2 separate regions of the Mus musculus genome follow, and region 2 is linked to region 1. The links are chromatin loops, found by intact Hi-C in ENCODE. Cell type or tissue: left cerebral cortex. All regions are shown on one strand. Each heading gives the region's core, and the rest is flanking DNA. Links, peaks and the distances in the headings are about the cores only. Region 1 has its middle 6.4 kb from the start of Gm46925. Region 2 overlaps Gtf2i (general transcription factor II I).

The links. Hi-C counts contacts between places; a loop is a spot of excess contacts. Peaks named below come from ENCODE experiments on the same cell type or tissue, not always from the same donor. Only the 100,000 strongest peaks of a DNase experiment are listed, where the experiment ranks them.
Region 2: it touches region 1 in a loop (2.0-fold over the local background); 12 of 42 quality-filtered maps call a loop at or near these places.

The regions. Positions count from the first base shown.
Region 1 is chr5:134,337,432-134,346,738 of GRCm38, reverse strand. No RefSeq gene overlaps it. Among named protein-coding and RNA genes, the nearest start is that of Gm46925, 6.4 kb to the left of the region's middle. In left cerebral cortex, for the core only: CTCF peaks have their summits at 1,098 (motif pointing left), 3,588 (motif pointing right), 5,219 and 5,831 (motif pointing right); DNase peaks (open chromatin) are centred at 1,100, 4,005, 4,822 and 5,273.
Region 2 is chr5:134,270,011-134,279,317 of GRCm38, reverse strand. It overlaps Gtf2i (general transcription factor II I), which reads left to right. Exons shown (of 34, transcript NM_010365.4): 10 at 4,723-4,779; 11 at 6,732-6,794. Among named protein-coding and RNA genes, the nearest start is that of Gtf2i, 40 kb to the left of the region's middle. In left cerebral cortex, for the core only: a CTCF peak has its summit at 4,066; a DNase peak (open chromatin) is centred at 4,162; H3K27ac peaks cover 765 bases.

The DNA.
Region 1 (9,307 bases), core at 559-8,558:
ATAAAGATGCCAACAGCCTATAACTGAGCAGAGCAGCAGAATGGGATTCTGGTGTGTCTTAGGACAGCTACATCAATAAAATAAATAAATCTTTAAAACAAGCAAACAACCAGGCAGTGGTGGCACACGCCTTTAAACCCAGCACTTCAGAGGCAGAGGCAGAGGCAGAGGCAGGTGGATCTCTGTGGGTCCGAGTCCAGCCTGGTCTACAGAATGTTACAGTGGAGCTACATGGAGAAACCTGTCTCAAAAATGGAAGAAAGAAAGAAAGAAAGAAAGAAGGAAGGAAGGAAGGAAGGTCTTGCGCGTGCCCCGATTCGCCAGCAAGAACGACGCTGCAACAGGATCCTTCCACACACGTTTATTGGGAGAGCTTGATTGCAGAGGCGAAGTGACCCCAAGCCCAGAAATGGTGCTGCTTATATAGGCCTAGGAGAGGCGTGTCTCACACCTGGATTGGTTATGCATGGGTTATGCTTACCACCTTATTTGCATGCCTACATCTGATTGGTTAACTTGTCTCTCATCTGATTGGTTAATTTTGGTTAATTCTCAAAACCTCATCTTGGCAAAAAAAACTTTACTGCCTATGTATGCGTGGTGGCCAGCGGTAGCCAGCGCCACCCTGCAACAGCACATGTGGCTTCCCACAGGAAGGAAGGAAGAAGAGACAGAACAAGAAGCAAGACCAGGACCTGGAAATGCTTATAAGCCTGAGACCTGCATTTGGATCCCCAGCACCAAAATAAAAGCAGGATTGGCAAGGCAGCCTGACTATAATCAAAGCACTGGAGAGGCAGAGACAAGTCACACCTGGGGCAAACTAGGTAACTAGATTAACCAGAATTAACAAATTCCAGGTTCCACAAGAGTCTTTGCCTCAGTAAATAAAGTAAGCAGAGATAAGGGAAGGCACCATTCATCAACTTCAGGCCTCCGCAAACACATATGTAAATGATTCACACACACACACACACACACACACACACACACACACACACACACAGGAGAATGCTTAGCGGGCTCATTTGTCTGACAATACCACCCACCACCAGATAGAGCCGTGCCTCCAACAGCGCCACCTGTCGGCAGCCTGTCTGTACAGGGCTCTTAGCAATGGCTGGCACAGAGCGGGGCAAGGCTCTGTAGTAGATGATTCCTTGTACGAAGTGGAGTTGAGGGCCTGGAGAGATGACTCAGAGATTAAGCGCCCTTGCTGCTCATGTAGAGGACCCGAGTTCTATTCTCAGCTCCCACATCAGGTGATTCACAAACACCTTGGGACCCAACACCTTCTTCTGGCCTCCTCCCTACATCTGCACACATGTACACACACATGCAGACAGGTACATGTGAATAAAAACAAAAGGAAGTAGAGGCCGGGCAGTGGTGGCACACGCCTTTAATCCCAGCACTCGGGAGGCAGAGGCAGGCAGATTTCTGAGTTCGAGGCCAACCTGGTCTACAAAGTGAGTTCCAGGACAGCCAGGGCTATACAGAGAAACCCTGTCTAGAAAAACCAAAAAAAAAAAAAAAAAAAAAAGAATTCTGTCTGTCCGGATGGTAGAGACACTGTTGATGTGGGAGATCTTTCTCCTGCAAGTCTGCCACTTACCAGCTCAGGAAGGAAGCAGGCTTCATCCCCTCCCAGGGCTTGGAGCAGACATCCCTACAGAAGTGCTGGGTTGGTCCATGACTGTTAACCCACTACTAGGAAGGTAGAAGTAGAAAGATTGGGAACTAAAGGTCAGCTTTGTGGAGTTTGAGGCCAGCCTGGGCTACCTGAGACCTGTCTCAAAAAAAACAGCAAAAATAAATAAAAATAGGGACAGGCCTGTGTCACTAAGCCTGGCTAGCCTGGCTAACAACTCACTCTTGGTAGGAATTCTGATCTGGGATTTAATGACTTGGGCATGACAGAGGCAGAGGCAAGTAGATCTCTGTGAGTTTAAGACCAGCCAAGATGACACAGTAAGGCCCTGTCTCAAAAGCAAAATAAAATAAAATTAAAAATAAGCCGGGCGTGGTGGCTCACACCTTTAATCCCAGCACTCGGGAGGCAGAGGCAGGTGGATTTCTGAGTTCGAGGCCAGCCTGGTCTACAAAGTGAGTTCCAGGACAGCCAGGGCTACACAGAGAAACCCTGTCTCGAAAAAAAAAAAATAAAAAAATAAAAAAAAAACAACGATTTCAGGGGCCAGTTAGATGTTCCGGCTTGTGACAGTGCTTGCTATCAAGTCTCATAACCTGAAATGAATCCCCCGGATCCACATAGCAGAAAGAAAACCAACTCTTTTTGAGGTGTCCTGTGACCTCCGTATGTGCACCATGAACACATACATACAACATATGGATACTGCATAGAGAATAATATAAAAACATTCTAACAATAAAGGCAAAGAAGGGAAGCAGAGCTGGGAGGTGCATGCTGGTAATCCCACCCTCGGGAGGCGGAGACAACTGGATCCGTATCAGCTCAAGAGGAGCAAGCCCTACGTGGCAGATTCCAGACTGGCCATGGCTCCATAGAGTGAAGCCAGCCTCAGAAAAATAAAAGTTAAATAAAAAAGGGAGTAAGGGATTGGCGAGATGGCTCAGCAGTTAAGAGTGCTTGTTGTTGACGAAAAGGACCCAGGTTCAGCTCTCAGTACCCACGTGGTTGATCACAACCATCCATAATTCTTAGATCAGGGAATCTGATGCCCTCTCTGACCTCTGACCTCCCCTGGTACCAGGCATGTATGTGGTACACATACCTGCAAGCAAGCAAAACACTCATACACCTAAAAGAAATAAAAATTAAAAATTTTTTTCAGTTAATGCCAGGCAGTGGTGGTACATGCCTGTAGTCCCAGCACTTGGAAGGCAGAGGCAGGTGGATTTCTGAGTTCGAGGCCAGCCTGGTCTAAGAGTGAGTTTCAGAACAGCCAGGGCTATACAGAGAAACCCTGTCTCAAAAAAAAAAAAAAAAAAAAAAAGCCGAGAGAGAAAGAGAGAAAGAGAGAGAGAGAGATCCTATCTCAACCCTCCCCCCAAAATATATTTTGGTTTTCTGGGTTTTTTTTTTTTTTTTTTTTTTTTTTTTTTTTTTTGGTTTTTCTAGACAGGGTTTCTCTGTGTAGCCCTGGCTGTCCTGGAACTCACTCTGTAGACCAGGCTGGCCTCGAACTCAGAAATCCACCTGCCTCTGCCTCCGGAGTGCTGGGATTAAAGGTGTGCGCCACCACGCCTGGCTTGTTTTTTGTTTTTTAATTAGGTATTTTCTTCATTTACATTTCAAATGCTATCCCAAAAGTCCCCCCATCCCCTCCCCCTCCCCCCCAAAATATTATATTAAAAAATGAGATGGGTTGTTGGATAAAGGTGCTTACTGTAGATGCTGGAGTCCGGAGTTTGATCCCTGGGAGCCGTGTGGTAGAGAGAGAACTGACTCTTGCAAGTTTTCCTTTTAGGTCCACAAACAAAGAAAACACAGAAGTAAGTAAAACGCGCGGGCACGCACGCACACACACATATTTTAACAGGAAGAATTTATTTATTTTATGTATATGAGTTCACTGTGGCTGTCTTCAGACGCACCAGAAGAGGGCATCGGATCCCATTACAGATGGCTGTGAGCCACCATGGGGTTGCTGGGAATTGAACTCGGGACCCCTGGAAGAGCAGTCGGTGTTCTTAACCACTGAGCCATCTCTCCAGCCCTGCACGCACCCTTCTAATACATAATTCAACTAGGGGTTTGGGAAGGAGGAAGAGGAAGCCCCTCCCCCCACTTTTGAATGGTGCCAGGGAAGAGGCAGAAGAAAGCAAAGCAACCACACGAAATTCTGAAAATTTTCCTCCCATGATTCCCCAGGACCTTGCTTCGCTGCTCAAATATTTCAGTGCAGAGCCTCAAGCCCTGCCCGGGCGGAGTTGAAGCAGTTCAGGCTCTGGCTCTGAGACGCTGAGGGATGGTGGAGGAAGCTGCACAGTCAGCAGACAGGAAAGCTCTGGCTGAGGAAGAGGAAATAGGAGCAGAGAGGCTGGAACGTGAGAGACCATTGCCACCCAGTCCCAGGCTGCAGAGCAACCCCCACACAGGGGAGGGGGCGCCAAGATCGGCTGACACAAGACAGGCCAAGCGCATCATCAGCTACAATGTGGGTGTGGTGTGTTTGCGTGCATATGTATATGTGTGTGTTTGTGGGGGGGTGGGTTCGCACGCATACACGTGTGGGTGTGGAGGTTTGAGGTTATCCTTCTGTGTCCTTCCTCTGCAGTCATCTATCTTGTTTGTTAGGTTTTGTTTGTAGATTTGTGCTTGCTATTTATTTGTGCATTTGTGGGTATGCCCTTTCTCATACATGCCCAAAGAAGTCTAAAGAGGGCTTTGAATCCCCTACCGCTAGAGTTAGAGGAGGTTGTGAGCCATCTGTTGTAGGTTCCGGGAAATGAACTCTGGTCTTCTATATGGGCAGGAATTGTGTTTAACCACTGAGCCATCTTTCCATCCCTTGCTTTAGTGGTTGGTTGATTGGTTTGTTTGGTTTGGTTTTTCGAGAAACTTTCTCTGTGTTGCCCATGCTGTCCTGTAATTCGAACACACAGAGATTGGCCTGCCTCTGCCTTCTGAGTGCTGCGATTAAAGGGGAGCAACCTCACCAACTTGCTTGTAGTAGTTTTTGACCCGGGTGTCTCACTGACCTGGGGCTAACCTAGGAGTCCCAGGGACACTACCACTGTCACCTATCCAACCCTGGGTTACGACCACATGTCACCACTCCTTGCTTTTGACATTGGCACTGGGGATCAAATTCAAGCCCCAAGCTTGCAAGACAATAGTGTACCGCTTTGAGCCACGCCCCCAGGCAGGGTCCCAGTATGTAGCCATGGCTGTCCTAGAACTCACTCTGTAGACCAGGATGTCCTGGAACTCAGAGATCCTCCAGCCTCTGCCTCCCAAGTGCTGGGATTAAAGGCATGAGCCTCCACTCCTGGCTGCTTATTTTTAATTAAAAAAAAAAAATTATTGGTGGAGCTGGAGAGAGGCCTCAACAGTTAAGAGCACTTACTGTTCTTACTGAAGATCAGGTTTTGTCCCCAGTATCTACATCGGAACTCCAGCTCCAGGGAGTCGAACGCCCTCATCTCAGAACTGAGATGTCTGCTATGGTGGTTTTAATCAGAGGTCACTAGAGAAGCCCACGTGCCCAAAGTGTGCGTTTATACAGAGTCTCCATGGGGTGGCAGCAGTTCTTCATGTACATGGAAAATTGATTTACTCAAATTTTTAATTATTTTTTTCTGGCAACTAAGGTTGTTTTTACACACATCAACTTTGCCTGCCTTGAAATAATACCTATCATTTAAAAGTATTGAAACTGGACAGACGCGGTGATGTACGTCTGTAATCTCGGCGTGAAGTTGAAAGTCATCGCCAGGGCTACATGGAACCCTGTGTCTGAGGGTAATTTGTATGGGCTGTGGAGATGGATAGGTGGGCGAATGCGCTTGCTGCCTGGTCCCATGAGCTGGGTTAGATCTCTTGGACCCGCATGGTGGAGGGAAAGAACCAGTTCTCATGGGCTGTCCTCTGATCTCCGCATGTGCACCATGATATACACACCTGCCCCAACACACAAACAAGTAAATAGATGTTAAAAACTGATAAAGGAAGGCCCGGGAACATTGGCCTCTGTCTCTCACAAGTTAGGTGCACACAACACAGAGAAGGTTTGTTTCCTTTCTTTTCTTTTTTTTTTTTTTTTTTTAGGATTTATTTATTATTATAAATACGTACACTGTTACTGTCTTCAGACACACCAGAAGAGGGCGTCAGGTCTCATTACGGGTTGTTGTGAGCCACCATGTGATTGCTGGGATTTGAACTCAGGACCTTCGGAAGAGCAGTCAGTGAGTGCTCTTACCCCCTGAGCCTTCTCACCAGCCCCTCTTGGGTCATTTCTAAGTTAAAAATTCAACTCCTATTCCCACTACTGGGAAGACTGTTGTATTTGCTGCCCTGTTGAATAAAATGAAGCAAGCTGGGTGTGGTATTATCTCCTGAAAGCGTTTCATGCTTTGGGACTGATGAAGTTTGTCCTATTTTCCTCTTTCAGGCTGGCTGTCCTGATTTCTTTTTTTTTTCCAGTAATTTATTATTTAGTGCCACATACATTTTTCGTGTGTGCCCTCGCATGCCGTCGTGTCTGTGCATGTCATGTGGCATGCATGTGGAAGTCAGAAGACAACTTGCATGAGTTGACTCTCTCCTTCCACCATGTGGGCTCCTGGGGTTCGACCAAAGGTCGCCAGACTTGGCAGCAATCGCCTTTACCCTCGGAGCCATCCCTCCTTCCCTTGTCTCTATTGTCTTCGGATTGATACTCATCTCCGCTTACACAGGGAGGAAACCAATCAGCAAATGGCCAGCCTTACAGGATTGAGACAGAGAACCAAATACAGAGTGGGTGGCCCTGACACTGGAGAAGGGTTTCAGCCTGAGAGTCAAGGGCTGGGAAGATTAAACAGCTGTGCAGGGGCTCCCCTCTGACTAGGTAAGGTTGTCACCTGAACTTTCTAAGCAGTTTTGTTTTGCAACAAGGTCTCATATAGCCAAGAGTGACCTTGAACTTCTGACCCTCTGGTCTCCATCTGCTGAGTGCTAGGATACCAGGTACAGCCAAGCCTAGCTCTGTTTGGTTTTTTCTTCGTTTTTCCGAGACAGGGTTTCTCTGTATAGATCTGGCTGTCCTGGAACTCAGAAATCCTGCTGCCTCTGCCTCCCGAGTGCTGGGATTAAAGGCGTGCACCACCATGCCCAGTTTAGCTCTGTTTTTAAATGTGTGTGTGTGTGTGTGTGTGTGTGTGTGTGTGTGTATGTGTGCATATGTGTGTATGTGGGTTTGTGTGCATGTGTGTGTGCACGTACCTGCCACAGTATGCATGTGGGAAGTGAAGATCATAGGTGTCAACTTCAGGAGTCAGATCTTTCCTATCGTCTTGGGTCTCAGACTCAGACTCGCAGGCTTTTCTGCGAGCTCTTCACTGGATGAACCATCTCACCAGCTCTGGACTGCTTCTCGAGACAGAGGCTTGCACTACAGCCCAGGGAGTCTGGCATTCACTGTGTAGCTCAGACTGGCTTTACACACCTGTATACCTACCTCCTCCTCAACCGCCTGACTGTTGGGCTTCATTAGTAAGATTCCATAGAGCACTCTCTGGCCTCTCTCTCTCTCTCTCTTTTGCCCCCCTTTCTCTCTCTTCATGTGTTCCCAGTCGGTCTTTTCCCTTCTTCCTCTCTTCCCTCTCTTTCTGTCCCTCTCTGTCCCCTGTCTTTCCCACAATCCCTTCTCATCCCCTCTTCTCATGCCCTCAAATAAAATTCATTTTATTAAAAAAAAAAAAAAAAAAAGACTTCATAGCAGCTGTGTAGTGATGGTGGAGCACCGTCTTTGTCCCAGCACTCAGGAGGCAGAGGCAGGCAGAGCTCTGTGAGTTCGAGGCCAGCTTAATCTACAGGGTGAGTTCCAGGACAGTCAAAGCCTCATAGAGAACCCCGTCTCGAACCAACGGGGAAGATAGTGTTTCACAGGAGCCTTTGCGTTTATTTATTGGGCAGAGGCACACATGTCTTAGCGCTGGTGTAGAGATCAGAGGACAACCTCCAGGAGTCGAGTCTCTCTTTTGAGCATGTGAGTTGAGGGGTTTGAACTCACAGTCCCCAGCCTTGGCAGCAAGCACTTTTATCCGATGAGCCAGCTCGCTGGCCCCATGGCATCCCTTCAAGCCTGCCTCTTTGCAGACTGACTCAACATTGAAAGTGGTTTGCTGGTGAGCTATAATTTGCTAGGTCTTTAATTTAATATAATTAAGGCATTCCTGAAATCCGTACCTCTGCAACAGAAGTCACCGAGGTGACTCCTCAGGGACGTGACTGCCCTAGCTCCCTTCTGTCTTGTGTGTCTCTGCCCTAAAGTGGTGCCAAAAATAACAGTTATACTCTGGGCTGCTGCTTTCCTGCACTTTTATTTTAATTTTAAAAAATGGAACTGCCTGGTTTTTTTCTTAATCTTTAGATTCATTTTCTTATTATTCTGTGTGTATGAGTATCCTGTGTGCCACGTGCATGTGTTGTGCCATGCGCGTGCTGGGAAGCAAACCTGGGTCCTCTGAAAGAGCTGTAAGGGTTCTGTTGTTGTTTTGTTTTTCTGTTTTTCTACACGGGGTTTCTCTATGCAGCCCTACTGTCCTAGACTGCTCTCTATAGACCAGGTTGGTCTCGAACTCACAGAGTTTCACCTGCCTCTACCTCCTAAGTGTTGAGATTAAAGGCGTATAACACCTCCTCCCAACTTTACACCTTTTAAAATTAATGTTTATTTAGTGCATGCGCGTGCTCGCGCATGTGTGTGTGCATGTAAGAGGGAGAGTGAGAACATACAAGTGTGCCATGGTACATACATGAAGGTCAGAAGACAATCTTCAGGAGCTGTTTGTCTCCTTCCACAGTGGGTTCTGGCGCTATGAACCCACATCATGAGACTTAAATGGCAAATCCCTTTAACTATTAGGTCATTTTGCAGGTCCTTTTTCAAATTAAATTGTGTGTGTGTGTGTGTGTGTGTGTGTGTGTGTGTGTGTGTAGGGCCTGGTATCACATGCCTTTCCAGCACTTGGGAGGCAGAGGCAGGAGAATCTCTATGAATTCTAGGGCTAAATAGTGAGACCTTGTAACAAGCAAACAAACAAACAACACTTTTTTTTTTTTTTTGGAAGATACTGGAAGTTGAACTCAAGTTCTTGATAACAGCCCTGGTTCTGTGAACTACATCCATCCTTAGCCTAAACATGATCATTTTTTACCATATATTCTTCCTTTTATGAAGACCTCAAGTGTGATCTACCACTGCTACACTGACAGCCCATCTCAACCACTTTAAAAACATCTTTACAGCCGGGCAATGGTGGCACACTCCTTTAATCCCAGCACTCGGGAGGCAGAGGCAGGCGGATTTCTGAGTTCGAGGCCAGCCTGGTCTACAGAGTGAGTTCCAGGACAGCCAGGGTTACACAGAGAAACCCTGTCTCGAAAACAAACAAACAAACAAAAAATCTTTACATAGCCAGGGCTCCACAGAGAAGCCCTGTCTCAAAACAAACAAACAAAAACAAACAAAAAAAACCAGTCAATCAACCAACCAGAAACTCCCACATCTTTAGTTTGTATAGTGTGTGTGTGTGTGGGGGGGGTGTATGCATGTTCGGATGTGTGAGTGAGGGTCTCTGCTCCCTCTCCACTCCACTGTAGGAACAACACACA
Region 2 (9,307 bases), core at 424-8,423, 67 kb after region 1:
AGCTGGAGCTCATCTTCACCTGTACGGTTGTCTGGGTCATCTTAGTGATTTCATCTTGGCATGGTAGCACATGCTTGTATTCTCAGCACTCGGGAGGCCACGGCCAGCCAGAGCCATGTACATACATACATACATACATACATACATACATACATACATACATACACAGGGAAACGCCGCCTCAAACAGACAGGCGCTTTAGTGGCTACTTCAGTGTCTCTGATTTTTTAATTTTCCACAAAGTTCTGGATTGCCCTTGCCCGGTAGACTTGATTTTCCTTAAAGTAATAAGCCTTATTGGACATGGAGTCTTTTACAAATACCTGGAATAATTTGTTATGGTCCTTTAGTGAGCAGAGAGCTGTGTACATTTATGGCTGAGTGTCAGTGAAACTCATTAAAAAAACCAACACCCAACCTAGTGCACATGCATTGAAGTGAAGGCACTTTCATGCCATCACTCCTGGGAATCGAACTTGGTTCATGAGGCTTGGCAGCAAGCGCCTTCATTCCCTGACCTGTCTTGCTAGGCCCACTTACGTCGCTTGCAGTTAGTTTTGAACAGTTTGTTTATTCTTTGTGCTGCTAGCACTAAAGCTGAGATGAGGATGGGTTTCATGTTTTTAGAGTTAAATGTTGCAGAGCAGCTTGGTTGTCTGTGCCTTACTGGTGTGAACATCAAGTTAACAGGTAGACTGAACTTTTACATCAAATAGCCCCAAGTCTTCCCTCCCTCGGTCCCACACTGGGAAGGTTACATTTTCTTTATTTGGTGTTTTTTGAAACAGGTCTCTATTGTGTAGCTCTGGCTGTCCTGGTACTCTTTGTGTAGACCAGGCTGGCCTCAAACTCGCAGAGATCTATCTACACACCTCTGCCTCCTGAATGCTGGGTTCAAGGCTTGCATCACCACTCCTAACCCTGATTCTCAGTAGTATGTAGTCATCACCCAGAACATTAGTTTGCTTGGCTTGGGTTAAGGTGGCCTGGGTCTCAGGCCTCAAGCTCCTGATGCAGTTCACGGTGACTTTTAGCTTCTGTCCGTCCTCCTGCTTCCACCTCCTGAGCCGTTAGTTTGGCCTTTGTTGCCCTATTCAAACTACTTGTTTCTTTAGTTAAGCTGCGTGTTCAGCCGACTGTTCCCCAGGCGAGTAGAGCGGTGCCTTGTGGGTATTTTCCTTTTTTTCTCCCTCCCTCCCTCCCTCTCTCCCTCCCTTCCTTCCTTCCTTCCTTCCCTTCTCCGTCAGACTTTTTTTCTTCCACACTCCCCTTTTTGTTTTAGAGATTGAACCCCAGGGCTTTGAGCTGTTTGGGCAGGCAGGCGTTGTGTCCCTGCATGCGCCACACCACAGCCTCTCCTCATGACATGCCCCTTGCTTGTACTGTTGGTCAGTGTCTTTGTGGAACGCCCTATGTCCTCCTACAGGTTTGTCAGTCGCAGCATTCTTCAACCCGAGGGTTCTGCTCCCTTTCACAAGGGTCACCTAAGACCATCATAAAACACAGATATTTATGATAATTTTTTTTTCTCCCAGAGCTGAGGACCAAACCCAGGGCCTTGCGCTTGCTAGGCAAGCGCTCTACCACTGAACTAAATCCCCAACCCCGATAATTCTTAACAGTAGCAAAGTTACAGTTAAGGAACTAGCAACAAAATTTTTTTTTGTTTGGGGAGGTCACCATACCATGAGGAACTGTATTAAAGGGTTGCCGCACTAGGAAGGCTGAGAAGCACTGGTTTAGGGTGTTCTTTGTGTTGTATTCAAGGATAGTGTTTTGGGCTCCTACTTTGTTTTGTTATGGCTATGTGGTTTTGCTAAGAGCCCAGCTTCTGAAACTCAGGCTTCCCTTTATTCTTCTGAGGGCTTATACTACAGGCTGTGTTCCTTGTTAATTGCTTTATGTTAAGAAGTAGCCAATGAAAGTAGTGCTTTCTTTCTTTAAATGATTAATTACCAGAAGGCTTGTTTAGCTTAGTGGGTGGTGCTCACCTGGTGCAGGGAGCCCTGGCTCCCATCCCCAGCACCAGGCAGACTGGCTGAGGCGAGCACACCTGCATTCAGCGCTCTGAAGGTGGAGGCAGCAAGACCAGAGCTGTGGGCCAGCCTGCACTCCATCTCATTGTCTCACACGAGTACTGCACATGTACTGTGAACTGGGTTGCCAAGAGCTGTGCCTTCGGGGTGCCTGGTACCCATGCTGCATGTCCCCCAGTGAAGTGACTTTCATTCCGCCATCTTCATCCATGTGTGTATCTCCCTTGGACCATGACCCTGTGGCTCTGTTTTTGTTTTTTTTTTTGTTTTTTTTTTTTTTTTTGTCTCTTTTCCCTTTGTGTACCCGAACCCCCTTCATCTCTCCCAAATAAAACCCCTTCTGTTTTCACGGGTTTTCAAAGTACTTCCACTAATGGAAACACTTGTTAGCGTAATGAAAAGCATTCTGGGCCAGGAGTCCATCGGTCCTGCCTGGTGGTTTGTCGTGTGCTTCTGTGGTGGTTGACACCACTCACTGATCGTGTGTGTCATTTGGAAAGCCTGAGGGAGGGCGAAGCTTTGCATCTTTCTTAAGTAATGCCTGTAAAGGAAGAAGCAAACACTAGGCATGCGCGTGCAGCCAGCATTGGACTTCCTCTGAACTCCTCAGAGCCTCCATTGCAGACATGGCAGTTTCCATACCATCCGGTCAGTCATCCCCAGTAACCGCGTGCATAGCCTCCACCCAACACGCCTTTCCCCATCAACCAAGGCCATTGACTAACATCATCTTTTTGCCTGTTTTTATTTCTCAAAAGGCCATCATTCCATACACCTCACCCAGATATGCACTGATATGACCAACCTGTGCTTTGAGATTCCTTTTGAAGCTTATCTTTGTATTCCAAAGCAGGCCCTTCTGAAACTGATGGTGTTGATGAAAAGCTCCCCCTTTCGAAGGCTTTGCAAGGTATCGCCCTTCCACTTGTGCTCTCCCACGTCCTGTCGTAGTTAATGTCTCTTTATATTGGACAGACTGTTTGAATAATTATAACTATATTACTTTTCCAAATGGAAAAGGAAAAAAAAATGTATTGGCCTTTTTTTTTTTTTTTTAAAAAAACATAAATGAACTTCACAAGCAAAATTTTTCAAAAACCAATTTTCCCTTTTGTGAATCTAGTAATGAATCTCGAAATGGGTACATGACACACTTTCCCATGAAGGTAAAGTACACTTTATACCTTTATCAGCATAGTCAGGTCGTTACTGTTGGGTTAGCAGTGTATAAGGCCGCCGCGATGCTTAGCTTTGGGAAGGATTGCAAACCATCTCTTGTAAATCCTTGTGCTTCTGAAATGACTCTTTGGGTCACTTTTGCGCTGTGCTCCCAGACTTGATCATACCCGTTAGTGGTGGCTTTTCCGTTGTCCCCTCTGGCTTTGATCTCAGTAGGTTGATTTTCTTTCGCATTTCTGTCTATTGTAAATAGTTGTGCCTGTCATTTCTGTAGGTTTTACTAGAGCAGAGGCTCCACTCAGGGTTCGTAATGCGCATGAGTGGCTTTCCTGCCTGCCCTCAGTTTCCTGGCCACGCCCGTTGGGGAATGGCCACGCCCCTTTCTCATGTTTTGGCTTCACATCTGTTTGTTTTGACATTATATAGTCAAAGAATTAACAGCTCCTTAAATGCCAAAGTTAAGGTAAAAAAGGAGGAGTGTGTGGAGGAAGCACAAAGTGCTGCCCTTAGCTTTGAGAGTGCGCCCACGCTAGAGTGAATGGAAGACCGTCAGCATGGCGGACCAGAGCACGGCACCACAGCAACTCTGTTACGCTTGGCACCATGAGAGCCCTTGCACTGAACGTGTCCCTTAGGAGTAAGTGAGCTGAGCACAGTTTTCAGGAGACCTGCTGCCCATGACTCCTCTGTCCTGGCAGGTGACGAAGGTGTTTTCCCTCTTTTCCTTGTCCCAGCCTCGACACTTAGAGATTGGTGCACTTGGGGGTGGCTGTGCCCCAGATCCTAAGTGGCCGGTCCTCTGGCGTCTTGGCTGGTGGCCTTCGCACTGTGCCTGGTCCCCTTGCTGTAGTAGGCTGCACTGCTCTCCCTGGCTGCCTGACCGACAGGAGGCTGGATGCGTGCCCCATGTTCAGAAGTAGGCACGTTATTTTCTGCACTAAAATGTGTTTGCAACTAAAAATAGTCTCTAAAGTTCCAAGTAATGTGTTTAAAGTCCAGCTGTGATTAGATCATGTGATAGTGTATGTGGCTTCTACCAACGGAGAACGGGGAACATTCCTCAAACAGCAACCCCCGAGGTAGCTTCTTTTTTTGACACGCCTTAGGTCTCTAGGCAAAGAAAGGACTTCTTCTGACTTGGTGTCTTTGATTGTGAGCCATTGGCAGACGCATGTACCTAGGCTGTGACTGCTTCTCAGATCCCAGCATCCCTCAGCAAGGTGGCATGTGGCGACAGTGACCAGTACCAAATCCCCAGCTCTGCATATAGTGTTGTTCTGGGTTTTTGTACTTCCAGACGTTTTCAGCTTCCAAATAGAAGAGTTATTTTTCTGAGTTAGAAAACATTGTTTGATTTTATTGCTGAGTTAAAAAAAATCTTTTTGTATTTTTATTATAATAAATTATATGGTCACTCACTAGTTCTTTTTTAATTGTTAGATTTTATTATTATTATTATTAATTTTATTTTTACTGCTTTAGTATATACTCTTCATTTTCCTTTTAGGAAGCCATCACTCCTCAGAAGGCAACGAGGGAACGGAAGTGGAAGTGCCAGCAGAAGGTTAGGAAAGAAGGGACTTAGATTTCTCTGCATCTGTTGCTCCTCAGATGGTAAACCCCCCGACACCTACTCTTCAGAGATGAGATGGTGGTGTGCGGGCCTTCATGGCCTGCACTCTCCTTTTTAGGGAGCAGGCATTGGTGCCTATCACTGTGCTCATGGGCACTGGGCCTGGCTGCCCCGGTCCATGAGGCTCTTGCTGAGGCAGATGAGCGGGCTGTCCCACTGCTGCCCGTCTTGGAAGTGCACTGAGGACAGAGAGCTCCTGCTTTTCTCACTATTCTAGAGTTAAAAGGGTCCTGGTTGTTTTCTGTTTAACTCTAAAGTGTCCTGTCTGCCATCCCCAGTTTGTTTGTAGGGCAACAGATACACTCTGGCTGAGAAGATTTCTGTCTTCTTAGCACTGTCACACCCACAGCTGCCTCAGGGATGGCTGCTGCTCTGCTGGCCTGGGAGCCCTCCTCATCACCGGGCCCTCAGCTGAGGGGCCTGACTGCACAGCACGTGGGAGCCCTCACTGCCCTCACTGCTGCGGCTGGAGTAGCTCACAGAGGGCCTGTAGTCCTCCAAGGAGGTAGCTGCGAGGCGGCTGGCTCTTGCTTCAGACTCTGTATTCCTCTCCTTAGCTGCTGTTTATAGGGCACGTGGGGGTGGGGGTTTATCCTGCAACTTTGCATTTCTTCTATCTGTTGTTTGATTTTATTTAAGAAATGAGGAATTCGACCTTTTGCCTTCTTCTAGTGGGGCAGGGGTGATCCTAACAAAGTCACGGGCTGATCTTTGCACACTCAGTTGCAGAAGTAGCTAGGCTTTCTAGTAGGAATCCGTTTCTCTCAGAAGTGTAGATGGTCTGGCCGGGTGTAGTAGCGCACACCTGTTGTCCCAGCACTTGGGAGGCTCGGGCAGGAGGATCACTCATGAGTTTGAGGCCAGCCTGGGCTACATGGTGAGTGCCAGGCCAGCCCAGGCTACATAGTGAGACCCTGTCTCAGAACAATAAAGCATAAAGAGAAATACTTGAGATACTCTTCGTATGTGACTGACTTTTGTGGTGAGCTCACGGGAGGTCTAGGAAGGTGACGGGGCTATCCTCTGGGGTAGGTCTTAGGTGGGCGGACTGCTGTCAGCAGGCCTCGGCATAGGACCTGCATGGTTCATCCAGCACCCAGACTGCTTCACAGTTTCACGAGTCTGTCAACACGTACTAGGTCTCGGGAGACTTGTTTCTGACAAAATTCTTGCTGTTGTGTTCCAGTGTTAACAGCTGAGCGCCCTTGGGTTCTCTCTGCTCTCTATTCCTGTACTGACAGCAGTGGCCGCCGCCGCTGTCTTTGGTTCATCTCTCAGCCTTTGCAGAATAAAAGAGCTAATGAGCTAACAAGAGTGCCCGCCCAGCACTAACCTCTCTTTCTGTGGCTGTGCGTTTTTGTGTAATAACATGAGCCTCAGTGGAAGGACCCTGCAGATTGACCGAGTCAGCAGCAGCCGTGCATGCCGTCCGTCACTGGTCTCCCTTGTTGCAAAGGTCCCCTCTGCAAAATGTTATGGTGGCTTCATTTAACTGTGTAAACCACTGCTAGGACGCCTGGAAGGCGAGAGGCCAGGGTCCAAACTAGAAAGCAGGTCTCATGCTCTAACTGGCATCCTCCAGTCAGAGCAAGGAAACAGTTATGACTTTGTTGTGGCTGCATTCCCCGCAAGAGCCTGGGGCTCTTGAGGCCACCGACGCAGGTAATGTGGTGATTATCTTAACAGTTTCCAGGGTTCTCTACATTTGTTTTCTTTCATCCCCAGTTATAATCAAGGGTCAAATATTCTTAAAGAACATGAAATGAATTCAGACGCCAGCTGCATTTTATTGTAGGCTGCTTTTGGAGTCCCAGACAGTAAGTGTTGGCGCACACGGATATGCTGAATAATGAATGTCATTTTAGAATTTTATTTTTTTCAAGATTCTACTCAACATGTCCCTTCAGAAACCAGTGAGGACCCCGAAGTTGAGGTGACCATTGAAGGTTAGTCACTTAAGCCTTGACGCCAAGAGTTCCCTTCTGGTCATGAGCATATATGTCATAGTCACATTGAGTATGCGTCTCATCCATTCTGAAGGAAGCTGGGGACAGAGCAGCCCACGCCCCAGCAGGGCTCCCCGGTTGCTCTGGGCGTCCTGGGTGACAGCTATGCAGAAGTAATTGAGGGGAAAAAAATCCAAATTTAGATCCACAGGTCCACACACAGAGGCAGATTCCAGGATCTTTTGGGTTATGGTACAAGAACTAAAGCTGGAGCCCCCTGAATTTCAGTCTGAAAAGGGGAGGACAAGGCTGCCCAGGACAGTCTCAATCTCTTAGGCTCCAGCCATCCTCCTGCCTCGGTTGCCCAAGTAACTGAGACTATAGGCATATGCCATCATACTTGGTCAGTAACCACTCCCCCCCGACTCTCAGTACACTATTTACACTATTTGTTTTTTGAAAATGTTTGGAAATAATGGTTACAAATATTTAAAATTTTAAAATAATCACCGTTAGCTAAGTTTTCTTACCCCTAGTTGATTTTTTTCCTTTTGTTTTGTTTTGAGACAGGGTCTCACTCTGCATCCCTGCCTGGCCTGGAACTTATTGTGTAGACCAGGCTGGCCTAGAGCTCACAGAGATCCTCTTCCCTCTGCCTCCAGAGTGCTGAGGTTAAAGGCCTTTAATATTTTTAACTGTTTTTCAGGGTAGTGTCTCACTCTGAGGCCAGGCTGACCCTGAACTCTAAGACGTGCCTGCCTCTGTTGTCAAGGGCTGGATTAAAGGTGCGCCTGTCATTCAAGTCCTTCCCTTTAATCCCAGGGTCGCCCTGCAGCCACTCTGCCCTTCATCTGACAGCGGTGGCAGTCCATCGCTGAAGGATGATTTACAGACACGCGTGTTTGTGTGGGTGCTGCCAAGTACAGGTGCATTAGCATAGCAGACCTTTGTCCCAAAGCCCGTGCCGCTGCCCCAGCCCCAGCCCCACACAGCCGGGGGGAGGGCTTCTTCCCAGGCCGCAGCATAACTTCCCTTGGATTGGGAGCTTGGGTGTGCTCTGTCTCCCTCTCTCTGTCTCTCTGTCCCTGTCCCTTGTGTGTCTGTAGTACTGAAGATGTGAGCTGCTTGATGCCTCTGACCTGACAGAAGAAATCTCCTCATGTTCCATGTGCTGCTGTCAGCCAATGAATCCATAGATTTGTCTTTCTCTGTAACGTGATTTTATTAACCTGAAAGCTCTTTTGAATTTTTCCTGGTCCGTTGAAGAATTGACATTTTGTCACCTTTAGTTAAGAACCTATTAAGGGCTGGCAAGGTGGCTCAGCTGGTCAAGGCACTTGTCACCAAGCCTGATGACCTGAGTTCAGTCCCCAGGACCCCCATAGCAGAGGAGACCCAGCTCCTGCTCCCCACATCCCACTGGCGAGAAGCTCCCGGCCCTCTCCAAACACGGGCAGTAAATGAATGAATGAGTGAAGTACACATTTTAAAATGGAAAAGCCCTGATGAACTGGTAAAAACCTCTGAGTCTGTGAACCAGCCTTGTTCTTTAGGCAGAAGTGAGAAGAGTGGGTGCTTTTTTGAATTGTAGAAATAAAACCTTGGATAAGATACAGAGCCAAGTTAGGTTTTCAGTTTTTGGATTTGGAGTTTGTTTGTTTTTTTCCTAGTATTTTGAGACATGGTTTCTCTGTGTAACCCTGGTTGTCCTGGAATTTGCTGGCCTGTGTCTGCCTTCTGAGTGCTGGGATTAAAGGTCTGCATTGCCACCATCTGGCGCTTCCTTTTTTTTTTTTTTTTTTTTTTGAGACAAGTTCTCTTTCTGTAGCTCTGGATGTTCTGAAATTCGATGTGTAGACCAGGCTGGCTCAGACTCACACAGATCCACTCACTGGCTCTGCCCCCTGGTTTCTGGGATTAAAGGTGTGTGCCACCACACCTGGCGCCACGTTGGTACAGTGGCTAGATTAAGATTGTTTGCAAAGTAAATCCTGCTCTTTTAGTACTGAAACCACAGAAACAAACCGAAGGGGATGGAAAAAGGTCCCTGCAGTCATGGATGAAACCCTTTTAAGAGGAAAGGCTGGGGCTGCAGAGGTGACTGGGCAGTCGGTGCTGACAGCCTTCTGTAACTTCTCTTCCAGGGAGCCAGTGTCTTCCTCTGGACTGCAGGGACACCAGGCTTGCATGTGGTGCACATACAATCGTGAAACCAACATGCATATAGAATAAATACATCTTTTTAAACAGTAAAGGAAAAGCATGGCTAGAGAAGATGCTTGGTTGGGTAGGGTGTGCTTCCGCTGTGTAGGAAGGGCTCAGAACTACGAGTGCCCCTGCTGCCGGGAAACGGGTTTCCCCTCGTTATCTTTCTACTTTTCCAATATAGTTTAGAAAAAAGAAGAAATAAGGGGGAAAAAAACAACCCAGCCTTGTTTGGATTTTACAGTGTGGTCTCTGGGCTCTTGTTTGTGGCAATCCTGTGACTAGAGGCAGCCCTTAGCAGCTCACAG